Linked DNA regions of Homo sapiens: region 2 is linked to region 1. The links are chromatin contacts, found by Hi-C in ENCODE. All regions are on one chromosome and are shown on one strand. Each heading gives the region's core, a stretch centred on a gene start or an enhancer-like site at or near the end of the contact. The rest is flanking DNA. Distances are from core to core; before and after follow the strand shown.

Region 1 (3,904 bases), core at 1-2,500:
CCCTCGGGGCTGGTGGTCTTGCGTACCACCTGCATGTGGATGGTGGCGCTGATGATCATGCTCTTGCGGAGGTCACCCACACGTAGCATGAAGCAGAGGCGGCCGTGGCGCAGGGCGATCACCGCATGCTTGCTGAAGATGAGGGTCTCAGCCCTGCGGTGGGCTTGGGCAGTCTTCATGAAGATGCAGCCAAGCATGATGGCGTTGATCATGAGCCCCACGATGTTCTGCACGATGAGGATCAGGATGGCCAGTGGGCACTCCTCAGTCACCATGCGCCCCCCAAAGCCAATAGTCACTTGGACCTCAATGGAGAAAAGGAAGGCAGACGAGAAGGAGTGGATGCTGGTGACACAGGGCTCAGCAGTGCCCTCGCTGGGGGCCAGGTCACCGTGGGCGAAGGCGATGAGCCACCAGGCCATGGCGAAGAGCAGCCAGCTGCACAGGAAGGACATGGTGAAGATGAGCAATGTGTGTGGCCACTTGAGGTCCACCAGCGTGGTGAACACGTCCTGCAGGAAGCGGCCCTGCTCCCGGATGTTCTTGTGGGCCACGTTGCAGTTGCCTTTCTTGGACACAAAGCGGGCCCTCCGCTGGCGGGCACGGTACCTGGGCTTGGCAGGGTCCTCTGCCAGGCGTGTCAGCACGTATTCCTCGGGGATGATGCCCTTGCGGGACAGCATGGCTCCGGTGACCCCCAGGGAGGGGCTTCCCCCATCGGAGGCACCCCTCGGACGTGGCCTAGGGCCTCACTGCAGAGTCCTCTCGGTGGGCACCTTCTCACCCTGGGGCTGCACTCAGCCTGTGCTGGCCTCACTTCTGAGATAACTCCCCACCAGACTCTTCCTTACCTCCACCTGGGTCCCACTTCACTTCTTAATACCAGCCTCAGGCCGGGCGCGGTGGCTCACGCCTGTAATCCCAGTACGTTGGGAGGCTGAGGAGGGCAGATCACTAGGTCAGGAGTTCGAGACCAGCCTGACCAACATGGTGAAACCCCATCTCTACTAAAAATACAAAAGTTAGCCGGGCATGGTGGTGCGCACCTGTAATCCCAGCTACTCAGGAAGCTGAGGCAGGAGAATCGCTTGAACCCGAGAGGCGGAGGTTGCAGTGAGCCAAGATCACGCCACTGCACTCCAGCCTGGGCGACAGAGCGAGACTCCGTCTCAAAAACAAAAAACAAAACAAAAAAAACAGCCTCACCCTTGAGCCCACCTGCCTGGCGCCTAGGGAGCCCCCAACCCTGCCGGCTCTCCACCTGGCCCTGCGTCCTCCCCCAGCTTCCCCCACCAGCTGACCACCCCTGGGCCTCCCGCTAAGAGCCCTTCTCCCCGCCCAGCCTGCCTTCCCAGCCCAGCTCAGAACTTAACACCTCCGGATCTCTCCCACTAACCGGACCTCACCCCCACCTCCGGGTCTCCCGCCTCACCTGTCTGGCCTTCGGGCTCCCAGGCTCCAGCTCAGGTCCTGGCCACCCCCGCCCCGTCTCTCCTCCAGGTGCGCCCCCTATGTCCTACTCCACCCCTCCCGGAGCGCCCCCGCCGCTTTCCGGATCCCCCTCCAGCTCTCGTCCTCTCTGTCTCCTTGGGATCCTGCGTTCTCTGGAGTCACCACCCCACCCGGCTCAACCGCGGCTCCCCGGACCTGCGCGCGACCCGGCGGGGCTGACTCCGAGTCGCGGCCTCCCGGTCCCTGCCGCCCGCCCGCGCCGCGGCTCCCGCTCCGCGCCGGGTCCCGGCCCCGCCCGCCGCCGCCGCTGCACCTGCTCCTGCTCCTCACGCCACGGCCGTCGCCTCCCCGCCCCCTCCCGCCGCCCGGGCGCTCGCGGCTGGCCGTCCTCCCGTCTGTCTGTCCGTCCGTGGGTCCGCGGAGACCGACCTGGGCTAGGCAGGGGTCTAGGACGGCGGGAGGGGGGCGCACGAGGAGAGGAACGGGGCCGGGGACCGCCAGGGGGAGCCCGACCTGCACCGGAGCGCAGGGGGCGGGGCCGGAGCAAGCCCCCGCCCCTCCCGCGCCCCTCCCCGCCCCCGCCCTCCACCTCCCCTCCCGGGACTCACAACCCGGCCTTTGGAGTTTTTCTGATCCGCGGAACCCAGAGGTTCCTCCTGCCCACGCTCTACGAAAGTGGGGGGCTGGGAGGGATCTGTGACCCGCCCTCCCAGTCTGGGGCCGCCGCCCTGTCGCCCTGGCTCCCCTCCCCCAATATCCCCATCCGTATTTGGGTCAGTAATCCGCCTCTCGGCCGCGCCAGGTTTGCAGGTTCCCCGGGAAAGGAGGCGCTGAGAGGCGGCGCCACCAATCCCAGGGCTGGCGGAAATTAGGCGGTCCGAGGACTTCTCAACCTGCAGCTGCTTCTCTTTGGGGGATGCTCTTAATCTTAGTCTTGAATCCTTTGACAATCTGATGGAAGCTCAGACTCCCTCTCATTAAAAAAAAAAAAAAAAAAAAAAAAAAAAAAGGCCTCGGCAGGAAAGGAGCACAGTTTAACACCTGCTACTGCTGTGGGGCAGCCTGGGCGGCTCCATCTTCTCAGCCATTCCGGCCCTACTTTAAAGAAGGTTTGAGCCGAGGCCACTTGCTTTACACTTTCTCACACCTGTCACCTGACTTCTTCCACGTTAGGTCATGGGTGGTATTTAGGCCTGAACAGTGTGTTAGGGCTGCCTCGGGCACTGGGGGACCCAGGCTCTTGGTCCCGGCATGGTGGTGTTTCTGTTCAGGCATCAGCCTGAGGCTGCCCTGTGGCATGGACCCGGGTTCTCAGCTGGGAGGGAAAGCCTGCTAGATCTCTGTTGTTGGAACAGTAACGGCTTTACCGCTGTCTGTGGCTCAGATCCTTATGGAAGAACCCCTGACCATCTGCGGCCATTTTGTTGGAGTGGGGGCTTGAGACAGGGTCTGGAAAAGGCAGTGTGGCTGTGGGCCACAGTGGGGGCAAGATATGCATTTTATATTGGATTTTCCTTTCTCTCCCTACCCACCTGCAGGCAGAGCGAACACCGCTACAAAGGATGGGTGTGATCATGGGCTATATTAACAAAGATGCAGTGTCTAGGAAGGGGAGGGTAAAATGAGATGAGCAGAGTGGGAAGCTCAAGGAGACAGGGTTACATGGGGAAATCTCTGAGGCAACTACAACTGTCCAGCCATCAGAAAAGGAAAGTCCCCCAGGGATTTGGGCACTATTGCAGAAACACCTGGCCTTGAAGGAGGATGAACTAGTAGTTTTTTGTGGCCCAAAGGGTAGAACCAGGACACTAAGTGGAACAGAGGCAGGCTTTGGTTTCACATATGCAAGAGTCAGTTCTAATAACAATAACCAGAGATGAGCCACATCTGTGGGGTACCCAAATCAAGTCGGTGGGCCATGAGGGATGTTATACAGGGATTTTGGGCCAGGATGACCTTGGGCATCCCTGCAACACCTCACTGTGGGCCCAGCCCTGCCCCTGCTACTTCCCTTCAATCTGTTGAGGTGGGGTGGCTTTGGAGCAGTGGTAGGCTTGTGGAGTCCTCTTTCAGTTCCCCGGCTCTGCTCTTGGGAGATCTCACAGTGGAGGAAGCTGCTGGGCCCCTGGGGAAATCTCAGAGCTGGAAAGGCTGGGTTCTGCCTCCTGGTGCAGCCTTGAGGCCTTACCTCCCTCCCTGCTGCTCACCCTTCTGAGAGGCTGAGTCTCCCACCTGAAAGGCTCAGCCTCCCCTTTTGCTCCATCCTGCACTTGCTTATAGTCATCTCCACCAAATACTGAACTTGTCAAGTCGCTTTCTTGCTCAAAACCCTTCTCCCTTTTTGTCCATGGGCATAGCCCACACTCCTTGCTCTGGCATTCAGGGCTCTCTGATATGATGCCCTCCCCACTGCTGTAATCTCTCTCCCACCTCCCTGATCAACCAACACTCT
Region 2 (3,904 bases), core at 580-3,079, 570 kb before region 1:
ATCCTACCCCAGGGCTAGGGTAGCTGAGGCAGTGCTGTGCTCCCAAGATAGACCTGGGAGGTCCACCTGGAGGAGCATATGCCACACCTGAGCTAGAGCGCATCAGTCATCATCACTCCAATTCCATCCATCAAACCTTTGGTCTGGATCACTTCACATGCATGAAGATGAAGCTCACTGGTGTGGGTGGATGCCTTGAAGAGGCAGGGAGATGGCCTGGGTGACCCAGGAGGTCCCAATACGACCTTGGTTTCCAGAATGATAACCACCAGCAACTGCTGGAAATTTCCTGCAAGTTTGGTTCTTTTTGCTCACCATGGAGCCAATGTAGCCATGTCAGGAGCTACCTGAGGCAGGTGCAAGGTCAGACCTATCTGCTTGTGGCATCTCTGACAATCTATCAAGTTCTTCAGTATAATTACCAGAAACAGTGAAAATAAGAAAAAGACTCTTTGATTTCCCAAAACTCATGCTTTCCCGTGTAGCAGATCACAGAAGCTAACTGTGAGGCAGAGGAGCTGTGAAAGCTGTGAAAGAAAAATAATCCAGGCACCATCTTCTCAGCAGACTAAGAGGGTCACAGCCAAGCAAGCTAGGGCCGAGGCAGGTGGCCTTTGCTTACAGCTCTGAGGTAAGACAGTCACACAGACAAACCACACGAAGAGTTGAGGCAGGGCTCTTATGCATGGGAATGCCTGAAGGACAACTGTCAGGGGCACTAGTGGCTTGCAAGGTCTTGTGTCCCTAAACTAACTTCTTACCCATCTATACTTCCCAAACAGCTCAGTCCCTACACACTTGCCATAGGAGTAAGACAGAACAGAAGAAGGTTATTCAAGATCACTTAGATTCACAACTGATGATAGTTTTTCACTGACATTCATTTTTCTGAATACATTTCCTAAATCTCTCAAAACTCACTAAAACAGAACAAGGAAGGAAGGTAACAGTCCTGTCACCTTCCTCATCTGTCCCCTGCCTACCTCTGTACAGCCTGGAGGACCAGCCTCGTTGGCTGAACCTATTTTTGCCTGAGGACAACCCCAGGGAGGGATCCTTTTCTTTAATCCTTCTGCTCAAGATACCCGGGAGGGCAGCCCCCTAGCCAGTCCTTGAGAAGCTTGCCTGCAAAGCCCAACGTTCTTGCAACAGTTTAGAACATTGTGTCATGCAGGCCTTGGATTTTGGCTGCAGCCTGCATGCTTCTAGCTGAGGGATCCTGAGCAAGTCACTTCCCCTTCTGGTTCCACTTGCCTTGTGTGTGATCCTTACTCCTCTCCTACCTAACCTCTTCCAGCTTACTGTGAGGTTCAGCAAGATATGAGATGAGAAGACACTCTGTGAGGCAGCAGGGCACCATCCAGATAAGAGAGGGCGCCCTGCATCTCCCTCCAGGCTGACGCATATGTGCCTTTCCACATCCCAAGCAGTGGCCACGGGGGCAACAAGGCTGTCAGCCAGCACAGCCCTTTGAACATGACCATACACCAGCCTGGCAGTCACTACTTACAGCCAGAGAAGCGACAGTTTAGGGCCCCTACACCACATGCAGCCCCCCTCCCCAGTGCCAGAAGGGTAGGCTCAGCTTCCACCACCACAGAGTGTCTGGCAGTAGCATCCAGAAGCAAACAGGCAGCGAACACGCGAGAGCCAGAAAGCACAGACAGACCAGAGCATGGGCACGAGCGAACGCGAGCCAGCATGTCACTCCCTGCCCCCGGCCCTGAGAGGAGCCCACCAGTGCTGACCTGGCAGGTGGGAAAGGTCAGCTGGTGCTGCAGTAACTGGCTGATGGCGAAATTTCGCACACTGGCCAACTTGGCCTGGTGCCGCCTTAACCGGGTGAGAAGCAACGAGAGCTCCTCCAGCTGCAGATGTGTAGACACAGCACAAGGAAGTTAGCACCGCAGGAGCACACTGCTAGAATTACGCTCTTCACCCCGGTGTCAGTGCCAGGACAGCACTGATGTGACACCGTTAAGCAATTACTGTGTCAATTCTGTCATTAGGACAAATAAAGGCACTGGCAGTAAAAGGGCTTCAGGAAGTTTTTTTCAGGAAAGCAACAACCAACAGTGCAACCTCACCCAGACTCAAGCTTTTTTTTTCTTCTGCTTTGAGACAGTCTTGCTTTGTCACCCAGGCTGGAGTGCAGCAGCGTGATCTCGGCTCACTGCAAACTCCACCTCCTGAGTTCTCGTATCTCAGCCTTCCGAATAGCTGGGATCACAGGAGTGTACCACCACACCCAGATAGTTTTTGTATTTTTAGTAGAGACGGGGTTTCGCCATGTTTGCTAGGCTGGTCTTGAACTCCTGGCCTCAAATGATCCACCCACCTCGGCCTCCCAAAGTGGTAGGATTACAAGTATGAACAACCACACCTGGTCTCAGACTCGAGCTTTGAAGATTGAGTTAACTAGTTAACTAATCAAAGATCAGGGAAGAAAGGAGAGGCACTGCCTGTGGAAAAAGGTGGGTAGCTGAAAAATGTTTCTGGCAAAATTCATCTTGAAAGAGGAGATAAGCCTAATATTCCCCTACATTTCCCTGATACGCTCTTCCCCTTCACTGGGGACCCAGTGACAGCCAGGTGACCCTAAGCAAGTCATTCAACTTCTCTGAGCCTCAGTTTCCTCATCTCTAATATGGGGGTTAATAGCTGCCCTCTGGACTGCATTGTACTAACTCAGAGGAAGGAAAATGTTGATGAGATAGGGCTTTGCAGGCTATGTCTTGTCATTCACCCTACCGATTTTCCATGTAAACTGGGAGCGCTGACGGTGTGGGTCATGTAACCCATGGAGGGCATGGAGCGTCGGTCCACATGAGATGAGTTCTGCAAGTGGGGAGACAAGAAGTCACACTGGAGCCCAAACCTCTGCCACTCACTCCCAGGGAAGCCGCCCCATGCCATGTCCCCTCTGAGCCCCAGACTTCTCATCTATGAAATGAGCACACACATCTTACTCTCAGGGTTAGAACACTAAACTGTGAAAGCCTCTTGGAAAGTGAAAACTTAAGCTGGATTGTTATAATTTAACTGACTGGACACAGATGTCTTTTCCTGCCTTTCAAGATGCAAGGAAGCTGACTTGTAGTTGTGTGACCCTGTGCAAGTTACTTTGTCTCTCAGCGCCTCAGAGTTCTCATCTTTGAAATGGGCATAAACATAGCACCTACCTCACAGGGTTGTGGTGAGAATTTAAAGCGAAGCCCTTGGGAACTGTGCCTGGCATCTATTATTAAAATGTACTGCCTAAGTATTAGCTATCATTATTATCCCAAATTACTCAAATTTGTGTTCAAACCAGGCAAAGCTCCTGGCGCCCTCATGATGACCCAGCAGCCTGGCAGAGCTTCCCGAGCCTCACCTTGACAGCGTGGCCCCGTGCCCTCCTTGGAGAATCCCCCAGCGAGATGTCCACACTCCTCCTCTGGTCCGGTGGCTTCACTGTGACTCGCTCTGCTGGTGTGTGTGGCCGCCGGGGTGGGAAGACCCTTGGGGGTCCTGGGGGAGGGATGTCCGAGGGAGATGGAGGCACAGAGATGGAGCGGGGCACCTCTAGCATGCTCCTGCTCCGGCCCTGGTCGGTGAACTCTGGGGAGCCAAGGCAGATGGGCGCTGTGGGGCTGCCGTGCCGGAACTGCTGGCGCTGCTGCCACTCGTAGAGCTGCCACACGGTGCCATCCCGGTGCGCCCGGCGCTCTTCACTCGACATCTTCAGGTGGCTGGCTCGGTCCTGCGCATACTTGTAGTCACTTGGCAGGTTTCGGGGAGGTGGCGAGGAGCCCCCCGAGGGGTGTCGGGTGCTCTTGGGAAGAGTCTGGTAGTTTTCTGGGAAGGACAGGGATTGGCCAGGACCCTGGCGAGGAAGCGTCTGGTCCAAGGGAAGACTGAGGAG

What was found. A loop is a pair of places that touch in the nucleus more often than their neighbours do. Pooled maps may share reads with other maps.
Region 2: a loop to region 1 is called in a map of CD8-positive, alpha-beta T cell, with 13 times the contacts of the local background. The contact joins the enhancer-like site here to the promoter of KCNJ11 in region 1. A Hi-C loop is called at or near these places in 3 of 168 maps with a recorded cell type or tissue (CD8-positive, alpha-beta T cell and naive thymus-derived CD4-positive, alpha-beta T cell) and 7 of 50 pooled maps.

The regions. Positions count from the first base shown.
Region 1 is chr11:17,387,409-17,391,312 of GRCh38, forward strand. KCNJ11 (potassium inwardly rectifying channel subfamily J member 11) reads right to left here and starts at 1,251. Exons shown (of 1, transcript NM_000525.4): 1 at 1-1,251. The coding sequence starts at 683. RefSeq lists an enhancer at 1-433 and silencers at 1,642-2,151, 2,232-2,331.
Region 2 is chr11:16,813,427-16,817,330 of GRCh38, forward strand. It overlaps PLEKHA7 (pleckstrin homology domain containing A7), which reads right to left. Exons shown (of 27, transcript NM_001329630.2): 11 at 3,374-3,896; 12 at 2,752-2,838. Among named protein-coding and RNA genes, the nearest start is that of C11orf58, 77 kb to the left of the region's middle. RefSeq lists an enhancer at 1,632-2,132. Within about 2 kb of position 1,830, at least 11 of the 41 ENCODE cell types and tissues checked have a DNase peak (open chromatin) inside an H3K27ac peak, as active enhancers do.